Regions from separate parts of the Homo sapiens genome. Here region 1 is linked to region 2. Evidence: chromatin contacts called from ENCODE Hi-C data. All regions are on one chromosome and are shown on one strand. Each heading gives the region's core, a stretch centred on a gene start or an enhancer-like site at or near the end of the contact. The rest is flanking DNA. Distances are from core to core; before and after follow the strand shown.

What was found. A loop is a pair of places that touch in the nucleus more often than their neighbours do. Pooled maps may share reads with other maps.
Region 1: a loop to region 2 is called in a map of naive thymus-derived CD4-positive, alpha-beta T cell, with 9 times the contacts of the local background. The contact joins the promoter of C3orf33 here to the promoter of SIAH2-AS1 in region 2. A Hi-C loop is called at or near these places in 1 of 168 maps with a recorded cell type or tissue (naive thymus-derived CD4-positive, alpha-beta T cell), 1 of 37 single-sample maps with no recorded cell type and 2 of 50 pooled maps.

What each region holds. Positions count from the first base shown.
Region 1 is chr3:155,803,252-155,809,468 of GRCh38, forward strand. It overlaps C3orf33 (chromosome 3 open reading frame 33), which reads right to left and starts at 3,027. Exons shown (of 5, transcript NM_001308229.2): 1 at 2,888-3,027. The coding sequence starts at 3,001. RefSeq lists a silencer at 2,962-3,311.
Region 2 is chr3:150,759,026-150,765,213 of GRCh38, forward strand. It overlaps SIAH2-AS1 (SIAH2 and CLRN1 antisense RNA 1), which reads left to right and starts at 2,912. Exons shown (of 3, transcript NR_187306.1): 1 at 2,912-2,955; 2 at 3,314-3,382. SIAH2 (siah E3 ubiquitin protein ligase 2) reads right to left here and starts at 4,144. Exons shown (of 2, transcript NM_005067.7): 1 at 3,408-4,144. The coding sequence starts at 3,824. RefSeq lists enhancers at 405-464, 1,699-1,798, 3,615-4,561, 5,080-5,139 and a silencer at 3,670-4,569.

The DNA of each region.
Region 1 (6,217 bases), core at 1,777-4,276, 5.0 Mb after region 2:
TCAATACAACTAGGTATATAAGAAATGAGATTGGCTGGGCATGGTGGCTCACACCTGTAATCCCAACACTTTGGGAGGCCGAGGCAGGCAGATCACAAGGCCAGGAGATCGAGACCATCCTGACTAAAACGGTGAAACCTCGTCTCTACTAAAAATACAAAAAATTAGCCGGGCGTGGTGGTGGGCGCCTGTAGTCCCAGCTACTCAGGAGGCTAAGGCAGGAGAATCGTTTGAATCGGGGAGGCAGAGGTTGCAGTGAGCCGAGATCGTGCCACTGCACTCCAGCCTGGGTAACAGAGTGAGACTCAGTCTCAAAAAAAAAAAAAAAAAAAAAGAAATGAGATTGAGGCCAGGTGTGGTGCCTCACGCCTGTAATCTCAGCACTTGGGGAGGCCGAGGCGGGTGGATCACTTGAGGTCAGGAGTTTGAGACCAGCCTGGCCAACATGGTGAAACCTCGTCTCTACTAAAAATACAAAAAACTAGCTGGACGTGGTAGCACACATCTGTAATTCCAGCCACTCAGGAGGCTGAGGCACGAGAATCGCTAGAACCCAGGAGGTGGAGGTTGCAGTGAGCCGAGATTGTGCCACTGCACTCCAGCCTGGGCGACAGAGTGAGACTCTGTCTCAAAGGAAAAAAGAGGCCGGCGCAGTGGCTCATGCCTGTAATTCCAGCACTTTGGGAGGCCAAGGCGGGCAGATCACCTGAGGTCAGGAGTTCGAGACCAGCCTGGCCAACATGGTGAAACCCCATCTCTACTAAAAATACAAAAATTAGCCAGGCTTGGTGGCAGGCACCTGTAATCCCAGCTACTCAGGAGGGTGAGGCAGGACAATCACTTGAACCTGGGAGGCAGAGGTTGCAGTGAGCCGAGATCACACCATTGCACTCCAGCCTGGGGGACAAGTGCAAGACTTGGTCTAAAAAAAAAGAAAAAGGAAATGAGATTGAAAATATGCACAAAGGTACATACTCTGGGTTCTGTGATTGGATTATTTGTAATATTATAACTATGTTCTAATTTACACAACTTCCTCCCATAATCCTTCTGAAGTCATTTTTTAATTTGAAATAACCCATGCATCTATTACTGCTTAACTGGAAGAAATGAGTTTTCACCAATTAACACATATATTATTTACCATTCAATGATGCTACAAATATTTATCTAGCACTTACTAAGTAGCAGGCATTACTCTAAGAACTGGGGCTACAATGATGAGTGAAAACAGGCATGGCTTTGGACTTTGTGCTGCTTGGCTGTAGAGCATTTGCAAAGTTATCTTACTCAACTTTCCAGTATTATTTTTTAAAGTTAATGATTCCTTCTGAAAACATTTTCTTCACTTGGCTTCTAGAACACCTGGCTGTCTTGACTTTTTTACTACCTCACTGTCTGCTTCTTCTTAGTCTTTGCTGACCTCCTCTTTACTCCCCAGATTCTCAATGTTATAATCCCCCAAATTCTAGGGCTTCTTCAGTAGCTTTTCTCACTTGCTCTGAGATGTTATTCAAGCCCACGGCTTTAAATGCTACTTAAGGTTTATGCAGGTCATTCCCAATGTTCTATGTCAGGTTCTGATCTCCCTTCAACACCGGACCCCATATCCAGTTGCCAAGGACAGCATCTACAATTCTGCTTAGAAGTCTAATAATGATCTCCAAATTTGCACATCTCCATGTACGTGTCCAAAAAGTTCTCTAGATTTTCCCCAATAAATCATTTATTCCAACTCCTTCTCCTTATCAGCAACTATTACCAGCCTCCTTGGACCTCTTTCTTTGTACCTCACACCCAAACAATTCATATCACCACAATTCTGTGTCTTAGCCACAACCCTCTCTTGCCTGGTGGCCTAACATGTCCCTCTCTTGCTTCAACTCCAGAGGCTTAGTGCTTCACTTAAAAAAAAAAAAAAAAAAAAAGGCAGGGCACCAGTGGCTGATGCCTACAATCCCAGTGCTTTGGGAGGCCGAGGCGGGCAGATCTCTTGAGACCAGGAGTTCAAGGCCAGCCTGGGCAACACAGGAAGACCTTGCCTCTACAAACAAAAAACAAATTAGCCTGGTGTGGTGACAAGTGCCTGTAGCCCTAGCTACTCGGGAGCCTGAGGTGGGAGGATTGCTTAAGCCCAGGAAGTGGAGACTGCAACGAGACATAATGGTGCCACTGCACTCCAGGCGTGACAGAGGGAGACCCTGTCTCAAAAAAAAGAAATCTATTCGGGAGGCTGAGGTGGGAGATCACTTGAGGCCAGGAGTTGGAGGACAGCCTGGACAACATAGCAAGACTCCCAGTCTCTAACTCTAAAAGAAAGTAGTCGATGGGGTAGCGCACGCAACCTGTGGTTCCAGCTACTCGGGAGGCTGAAGTGGGAGGATCTTTTCGGCCGAAGTGGGTGGAGCAGCAGCAGTGAGCTATGATCGTGCCACTGCACTCCAGCTTGGGCCAGAGAGGAATACCGTGTCCCTAAAAAATAAAATTAAAAATAAATAAAAATTAGAAATGCTCTCTCCCAAGGCGTACAGGACTTCCCTGCTCTTCCTCGGTCTCCTCTCTGGGCCCTCCCCAAATGCTCTAATGGACCAGGTGGCATCCCCGAGCTGGGCTGCGTCTCACCCTTTGAGGTGCCCCCTACAGCCCAGCAAGGATCCAGAACAGTCCTTGTAATAATGAGGCCGAACTGGCCCCCTGGCCCGCCCCCGGCCCTCTGCAGCCCCGCACACACGACACTCGCGATGTCGCCCTCTCGAGCTCATTCCCCCGCAGTTTTCTGTCGCTCCCCGGCCCCGGCGGGATCCACGCCTGAGGCCTCACGTTGTTCTCAGGGTCGCTCTGTGCCGCCCCGCGCCCACCACCCGCCCAGACTGCGTGGCCCCAGTACCCGGACTAGGCGCAGGTGGTCGTCTGCCCACTGCGAGATCCGAGCCACGACGTTGGGCTCCATTCCGTCCTTGTCGGCAGACGGCGAGCCGGTGGCCGCGGGCTGCCCCGCCATGTTCCCGGCCTCCTGCGAGCGGCCCTGAGCTCCTCCGGCTGGCGGCAGGGGGCGCCGCTCACCTCGGGAAGGCGGCGGGGTCCCCTTCCCCGCGGACCGGGGTGGCCCCGCGACCTGCAGTCGCCAGTGGGCGGGCCCCAGATATCAGACGTCTTAACAGTGCCCCAACCGCTTTTATGCAGGGTGATTCCACGATGCAGGAGATCTCTGAGCAGCACTGTGGGGGCTGAAGCATTCCCTATCAAGCTAGTAGGATGATTGTCAGCTGGTGACTTCAATTCACTCAGCTGCAACGTGGTTTTCGCAGGTGCCACACAAGGAAGGAAATTGAAGTAATTCATTCCTTCCACCTGCTCCCAAGGAACAGCATATGCATATTTTTTAACCAAATACGACCTGTCCTTGAAACCTATGCATATTTCTTATATTCAAATTGTGCTTTAAAGTTTTAAGAGCTGCTCTGAAAGCCTAATATCACATGCTCTAAATCTTTGAGCTGTTAGAAAACAGTAGTTAATACATTTTAAATAAAACAAAAATTAGATACAGAGCAGTGCAAATAATATGGTAACATTTATGTAATAAAAATATATATTGAGGCCGGGTGTGGTGGCTCCTGCCTGTAATACCAACACTTTGGGAGGCCGAGGCGGGCGGATTACTTGAGGTCAGGGGTTCGAGACCAGCCTGGCCCACATGGCGAAATTCCGTCTCTACTGAAAATACAAAAATTAGCTGAACCTGGTGGTATGCGCCTATAATCCCAGCTACTCAAGAGGCTGAGGCAGGAGAATCGCTTGAACCTGGGAAGCGGAGGTTGCAGTGAGCCAAGATCGTGCCACTACACTCCAGCCTGGGTAACAGAGCAAGACTCCATCTAAAAAAATAAATAAATACTAAATACTATACAAGAAACTAGTAACAGTGACTACCCCGGGAAACGGAAGGTAGGAAAGGGCAAGAGGTTTCACAATCTGCCACCTCTAATAAACATTTTTCAGTGATAGAAATGTCCTGTAGCTTCATGTGGGTATTGCCTGCATGAAATGTGGCTACTGAAATCAAGGAACTGAATTTTTAACTTTATTAATTTTAATTAATTTAGTCACATATGGCTAGTGGCTATTATATTGGAGAGTGCAATTATACTACTGGAGTTTTTTTTTTTTTTTTACTTTATGCAAATATTACCTTTAAAAGTCAAAACAGACTATGTTGTATTCCTAACAATACATATTATGAGTGGTGGCTTCAAGGAGTGTATTGTCTCTGTGTTATAGCCAATAGAAAGTAAATAACAGCCGGGCGTGGTGGCTTACGCCTGTAATCCCAGCACTTTGGGAGGCTGAGGAGGTTGAATCATGAGATCAGGAGATCGAGACCATCCTGGCTAACACAGTGAAACCCCATCTCTACTAAAAATACAAAAAATTAGCCAGTCGTGGTGGCATGCGCCTGTAGTCCCAGCTACTCAGGAGACTGAGGCAGAAGAATCGCTTGAACCCAGGAGGCAGAGGTTGCAGTGAACCAAGATCGCACCACTGCACTCCAGCCTGGGCCACAGAGCAAGACTCTTGTCTCAATAAAAAGAAAAGACAAGAAAGTAAGTAAATAAGAATCGTTGACACTTGGGTCTTGCTTGCTATGCGCCAGGTATTGTTCTAGGTGCTTCTCAGACATTAACTCCCTTCATCCTCCCAGCAACTCATGAGGTAGGCACTATTATTAATCCCAGTTTTACAGAGCAAGTATGCACAGAATGATTAAGGCAGTAGCTAAGGTCACCTAGCCAAGAAGTGATAAACTGGGATGTTGTGCAGGCATTCAACTCAGCCAGTTGGCTCACTCTGTGCAGTTAACCACAACACTGTCTCTTATACAGGCAATTGGCCAAATCACAAAAATACCTACAAATTTCCATCAAGGGTGGAACACAAATGATATTGGGGAAAATCCATCTACAAAGATACATATTAATCCATAATCACTATTTCAAATAAAAATATCTCTGTGTTACTAGATTTAAAATAAATTTAGTTAATAAAAGGAAAGGAAGTGTGGATTTCTTAGGCAATCATTTGCCTAACATTACTCCTTTTGGTTTTCCAATGTCCCATACCTCTTCTCTCCTATCTGCTAGCATTTTCAGTGTCCTAGTTGAAGACAGGTTAGTCCATTCTGCCTACTTTCCATCCCAAAGTCTTTCTTAATATTTCAGATGTCAGCCACCTGGACATCTCTAAGTCCTCTAAATGTCTTTAAGTCTCCTTCAATAATGTTTCAGCATCACCTCACTATGCATTGATGTGAGAAATCTAGTGCTTGTTCCAGGACTTCTGCAGATTAATCAGAGACTTATGCTCCTGAGTTAGATCCACCAAGGCACACTGTTCCTTTTCCTGCTGGTAATTTCTGAAAACTCACTGAATAAGATGATTACATGACCTCAACAGAGAGATATACATGAAAAGCCACACTTAGATTCACTGCCCCATCCCTTAATTTCCTACAATACCATGAACATATCTGTAATAGACTCTTACTGAATGTTTGAAATTAATGAGGTGGAATTATCATTTAAAAAATTGATTGGAGGGCTGGGCATGGTGGCTCATGCCTGTAATCCCAGCACGTTAGGAGGCCAAGGCTGGCAGATCACCTGAGGTCAGGAGTTCGAGACCAGCCTGACCAATATGGAGAAATCCCATCTCTACTAAAAAATACAAAAAAATTAGCCAAGTGTGGTGGCGCATGCCTGTAATCCCAGCTACTCAGGAGGCTGTGGCAGGATAATTGCTTGAACCCGGGAGTCAGAGGTTGCAGTGAGCTGAGATCGCACCATTACATTCCAGCCTGGGCAACAAGAACAAAACTCCGTCTCAAAAAAAAAAAAAATGATTGGATACTAATGTAAGTGTTCCCAGAGACCAAAGAAAAAGAAAAAAGTTGAATATTTCATGAGAATCTCACCCCAGTTTCTAGCCTTGGTTCCCAGTTTCAAAGTCAACCATTCTATTTTTCTTACACAACATACCTCAGGATCAGATGAGGTCATGATTTCCTTGCTCTTCAAACTATTATCATTTTTTCATCCTCTTCAGGATTTCATTGGGGCTGTGATCTTGTGATTTCCTATGACTCCCTCTTATTCACTGAAGATTTTACATCTGACTTAAAGACTTTATCTTCATCTGAATTCCTCTCATTGTTCTCATC
Region 2 (6,188 bases), core at 1,662-4,161:
TGAGCCACTGCGCCTGGCCCTAATTTTTGTATTTTTAGTAGAGACAGGGTTTCACTATGTTGTCCAGGCTGGTCTCGAACTCCTGACCTCAGGTGATCTGCTCACCTCTGCCTCCCAAAGTGCTGGGATTACAGGCATGAGTCACCACACCCAAAGATCTGAGCTAATAATGCATCCGGTTCCCCATATCAAAGGTGCTGGCAACACTCTAGCCTTTAATTAATTACCCTAAACCTAAGTGGGATAGTTATTTGGCAATACATCCATTTTTTTGCCAACTGAAGCAGTCCAGAGCTGTGATGATACCCCACAAAATACTAGGTTTGTAGGTTTCCCCCACCCTCCCATCTTCCTACCCTACATGCCCTACAAAATTCCTGCCAATGAATTTCATAGTGAGTATGTATGTTGTCATTTTGGGATGGTCCCATAAGAGGCCCATCTGGTGAACTCATCCAACCAGACGGTTTTGTTACTGGTGTCAACCTTGAGTTATGATTCAGAATCTTGAGTATACACTCAGATTCGAAATCCCTACGTAGTAAGGTGTAGGACAAAACATCTGTGCCTTTGAGATGCAGGTGCTTGGACTGGTCCTCTTACTAGCTGTGTGATTTGACAAGTCACTTCACATTTAACCACTCTGTAGGCATGAGTTTCCTCATCTGAAAAAAAAAAAAGGCAAACTAGTAAAAGCTGACCCCTGCAAAGTAACTGGCAGATAGAGGGCATCCAATAACATTCCAGATAGCCTCCCTTCTTTTCATAGAATGCTAGAAGCTACAGGTCCTTAGAAGTCAAGCAGATTCATCTCTCATTTGTATAGATGAGGAAATCAAGGCCCTGGGAGGTGGTCTTTCAGGCAAACAGTGGCAGCTCTTGAGATGTGGGCTCTGGTACTTTATTCAACGTTGGTTTTTTTCACATGAGCCAGCCCATGAGAGATTCTGAGAGCAGGTGGGGACAGTAAAAAGGCAGTCCCATAATTTCTAGGAGCCTCAAACTGTAGGCCAAAGGGCTAGGTAAACAGATCTGCCTTGTTTTAAGTTTGATACAGGCCTTACGGCTCTCTGTTGTTTCTCATCCTCTACAACTAACACATCTTGGTTGGTCGCTGGGCCTATGTATACATTCAAGTTTGGTTTATCCAGACTAACTGGCTGAGCTGCCCTGCCAATAGTTTGGATTATTGATCAACCAAAGGTGAGGGACACACACCCCAGCTTTATACAACTCACACACATGCACACACAAAAGCATCCCCAAGATCACATCCTAAGCTTGGTTCTTGGTCTGCAGGGGAATAATTGGCCCTTTTAAATTTCAGCTTGCAAAGTAATAGCTTTACCCCACTGCATTCTTATAGAATAGAGACTCAGAAAACCACTGACATGTACAGAAAGGCTGAGAACCCCTGATTCCCAGAACTACTCTTCAAGGTTGATTTCAGTAGCCTGTTTCACGTTAGGAAAGAACGTATGCTTTCATAGGAACCAGAGTTCTAGATCCTGAAAGTGAAACTTCATGCTCCATATAGCATAACTGTTTCCTTCCCTTTCTCTTGGGAACAACACAATTCTATTATGGTTACATTTTAAAAACAAATTATGGATTACTGACTAATATCAAATGCTCATTTGTGAACTAAAACTCACCTAAAAGCCATTTCTTTTGTTAGCCGCTGCGCGTTTAAGGGAAAGTAAAGGGGTGAGAAAATGGCTCCCCAGAAATCCTATGGGGCATCCCCCACCCCTGCAATATATCTCAAGCATCAAATAGCCACTCTATGTTAACTACCACCAAACCTTTTCCAACCACTAGGTTGTCACCTTTTTCACAACCCTAAGACAACTATGCAAATACTTTATCTAAATTTTGAGAAACTGGGCTGAGTGAATTAGTAAGCACTATATGAGGAGGGGTTAACAGCAATTTATTAAGGTTGCCTGAAACACCCTAGTCCAAACACCGATTCAAACTCTTATTTAAATATGCTATTTTAAACCTGATTTGCAGCAGGGCAGCAGACCAAATTAAAGCACTCATTTTACTGACCTGAGTCCCAAGCCTGAATTCTCTGGTGGATTATTTTTAATTTAAAAATGAGCTCTTGTCCTATAAAATAAGCAGCACCAAGGAGAAATGCAAGACAGCTTAAATGGCCCAAGAGGCAGCGCAAGTTACTTTTACAAAAAAACTGGAAAGTATTAGTGACATTATCTCCACTTCTAATTTCAGAAAATGACTTTACAGTATACTTCTAGGTTATAACGTAGACAAGTATGTCTGTGAAACTGCTCCTGAAGGTTTCCACGTAATAGCTGCAGGTAAACAAATGTTATAATATGACCACACAATGCAATACTATGCAGCCATTTAAAATACAATGAAGTCGACTAGGTTTCAGGCATAGAGAAATATGTGTGATAATATGAATTTAAGAACAGCAAGTTGCAGATGCCATTTTTGGAGAAAAACTTACATCTATGTGTGGGTATTAAAAAACCTCCCTGACATACACTGACATCTATGATTCTATATTTAGCTGCGAGGGTGTATGTATATATAGTTTAAAAAGATACACACTAAACCTAACAATGGTGGGAAAGGAGGGGAGAGATCTTGGTCTTTCATTTTACTTCTTGTCTTGGTGGCTTGCATTTTTCGCAAGGGCATTGAAAACTTTTTACATTAAATAAAAAATGAAGTGATGAGCTTTAAACAACTGTAACAACAGCTCTTGAGTGCCCTTGTTAATTTCTTGATTGACTGTTTTCACCCCACTTAGTACAACAACGCAGCCACAACTCCTCAGTCCTTCCCAGTCTTTGGAAGGCTAGGAGAGAAAAAGGCGTGGCTTGCAGGGTTTTCTTCTAGCTAGAGGAAAACAGGCTGTAGGCGCCCTTTTTTTAGCTACAATCCCGAGAGCTCCCACGTGTCAGGGGTGCGCAGACGGTAGGCGCGGGGTGCAGGACTCCAATTATCAATTCAGCCGAGCCCAGCGCTGGTAAAGGGGGCGTTTAGCTCGCCCGTTTCCTCCCTCCTCAATCCCCACACAGTCAGTTTCTCGGTCCAAGTTTTACTGGTGCGGCCCAGCCCTACCGAGAGTACCCGAATACACGTCTGCAGAGGACGCGGGCATTGGGCCGGGTGAGCTACGATGTTCTAACGATCAGCAAATGCCAATTAATCTGTTAATTGTCTATTAACAATTATTACTCGGTAAATGTCAACCCAGACCTACACCCAAAGTGGGCTTGAGGGAGGGTGGACGAAGTGTAAACATTTTTTCTTTTTTTTTTTTAAATGAGAGATGCCGCCCGCCTCTCCGGGCCTGCGAGTGGGCTGGCGGATACCGGAGTCCCTGAGGTCACCGGCGGAGGTACGTGGGCTGTCCCTGGGCTTACCTTACAGGGAAACAGGACTGCCGAGGCCACCTTCTCCATAGCCAGGTTCCTGATGCTGGGCGTCAGGGCGCCCCTGCACGTCGGGCAGCAGCTCAACTTCTGGCGGCATTGGTTACACACCAGGTGCCCGGCCTGGCACTGCAGAATAGGAGGCAGGACATAGTCAAAGCAGACCGGACACTCGAAGAGCGAGGTCAGCTCGTGGTGCTGCGGGGACACCGGGCCGGCCCCGCCGCCGCCGCCGGGGCCCGAGATCACCGCCGCCGCGGCGGGCACCGCGGACGAGCCGGGGCCCGCAGCCGAGATGGTGGCGGCGGCCGGGGGCGCAGCCGGGGACGGAGTGTGCTGGGGCTGCGGCGGCGGCTGCTTGCTGCAGGGTTTATTAGCGCTGGGGCCGGTGGAGGACGGGCGGCTCATCGCGCTCCGAACCAACCATGGAACTGCGGGCGCCTGCCTGCCGCGGGGCCGCCCGGGTCAAGGCGGTGCGCGCCCCGCGGGCAGCGAGCTCCGAGGCAACGCCACGGCGCCCAGCCCAGGTCCGGGCGGCGGAGACGCTCGGCGCCCGGCAGGCGGAGGGCTGGACCGCGCTGATGCACTCCGCAGCCCCCGGCGTTCCGAGCACGCCTCCGCGTCGGACCCCGCGCGGTGCCCTCCTCCCGGCGGCGTCCCGGGCCCCGAACCCCAGCGGTGCGCAGAGCCCTGGCCCACCCGCTTCTGGAACAGCCGCTGACGCAAGCCCCGGGGGCGCGCGCGGACGTGACGCCTGGACACGTGTGCGGCCGCCCAGGCGCGCGGGGACTGGCAGAGCCACCCTGCGCCGGGGCGCTGGCTCCGCCCGGCTCCAGCTGGCAGCGCAGGGGGCCGCCTAGCGCCGGCGCTTCCTGCTCGGGCTGCGGGCCGGGCCTGCGCCAGTGAGCATGCCTGGCTCGCTGCAGCCCCGCGGGGTTGTCTTTTCTGGGTTGAGGAGGGGGGCTACTCTCGGGGAAGCGTCGCCGAAGTCCTCTGGCCACACCCCGGGGTGCCTGGCTGACGCGTCCCTCAGCTCAAACGAGAAAGGCAACTTCAGGCGGGGCGGGAGCGTGGACGGTGGGTGGGACCGGACGCGGGCGGGCAGGGGCGGGGCGCGGGCGCCCCTGCACTAGTCGGAAAAAACCGAGAGGTTTCTCTTCTCAGGGCTGAGTCACCAGCACGCAGGAGAAGAGGGCGAAGCGGCCACCCGCGTTCTGTGTTCGGAGTCAGGACGAGAAGCATTGGGTGGGAGCAGGGCGAGGGGCTCGAGTTGGGTCTGCAGCGGGCACAGGACCTAGTTTTGTACAGTTAACGGTGGGGTTGAGTAAAGAGGGGGGCGGTGGGGAGGATGTAAGCTCCCTTTATTCCTTTCCCAGCGGACCAGGAGGAAGCTTCGTTGAATTGAGCGCCCCTGGCTCGTATAGCAGGCCGAGGAGGGAGCTCATGGGCAGCGTTGGCTAAGAGTTCGAGATCATCTAGAAATGTCAGAAACGTAGGTTGGGTCGTGAGGTCTCTGAAGACAGTGGGTGAAACTCCAGTGTAAGGCGCTGCGTCCGCTTGGTAGAGAGCCGGCCGAAGTCCGAGTCTTTGTTGCGAGGCGTAGGGCCACCCTGCGCGCCCAGCAGAAGCGCTAGAGGGCACGGTTGCCCGGGGTGAACCGCATGTCCAAATGTAACTGTGTGCTCCGAGTTAAAATTGTTTTTCTGCAGACTTTGCTTGAGCCAACGATTCCGGAATTGGGGAAAGGGTTACCTTAGGTAGAAATCGGAAATTTATAGGAGACACAGAGGTAAGGACCAACTGTTAGGACTGAGTGAAAAATGGTTCCCTCCAACTGTAAAAGTGGAAAAAAAAATACCTATCTTATAGGTGGGGCAGTGAGGAGTAAATGAGTTTAATATATTTCAAGCTTTTAAAACAACCTCGCCCATCATAAGCACTGTTTAAACATTAGCTCTTATCTTTTAAAAATATTAGTGGATGTTTAAAATGAATGAATACAATTTGTCCAAGAAATATGGCGTAAGAGCCCAGAAGAAATAAAGTTTAATCTTACAAAGGGCTTCTGTAGAAAGAATACATGCATGGAATTGATGGAATTTGGTATAAATCTTGAAAAAACTTAATAGGTGTATTCAATCGTTCAGTAAATGTTTCCTGAGCATTTATCATGTGTCAGCTACTGTTGGAGCTCTGAGAATGGTTCTCATGCAGTTTACATTCTAGTAAGAGAGCAAGGCCCAATAACCAAGCACTCGTGGGAGAAGAAGGATTTCAGATACCACGGGGTGGGCAGGCATTATAGCAGGAGCTAAAAAGCACAGAGTGAAAGCATGTATTCTGGGATTGCATTGGGACTTGGAGGGGATATAACGGGAGTGTAGGGGTGTGGCGTTAGCACAAGGGGAGCCTCAACTGGCTTAATAAGACATTTACCTCAATGATAGGGGTAAACCACTGTAGGGTTTTGTTTGTTTTTTTAAGAACACACAACAACACTAGGTTTTGTAGGTTTTTGGAAGCTCTTTAGTAACATGGCTGAACCTGAGTTTTTGGATAGGTAGGGAGCATAAAATAATAACTAATGTTAATTGAGTGCCCACTGTATGTTGGGCATGGATAGTTTTAAGTATTTATCATAACTCTCTGTGATGAATACTACTGTTATCTCCATTTTACAGTTGAGGAAACCGAGACATAGGTTACTTTGCTCAAGATCACACAGCTGAGAATGTGGGAACACGCTAGGAGCCCTTCTTAACTACTAGTCTG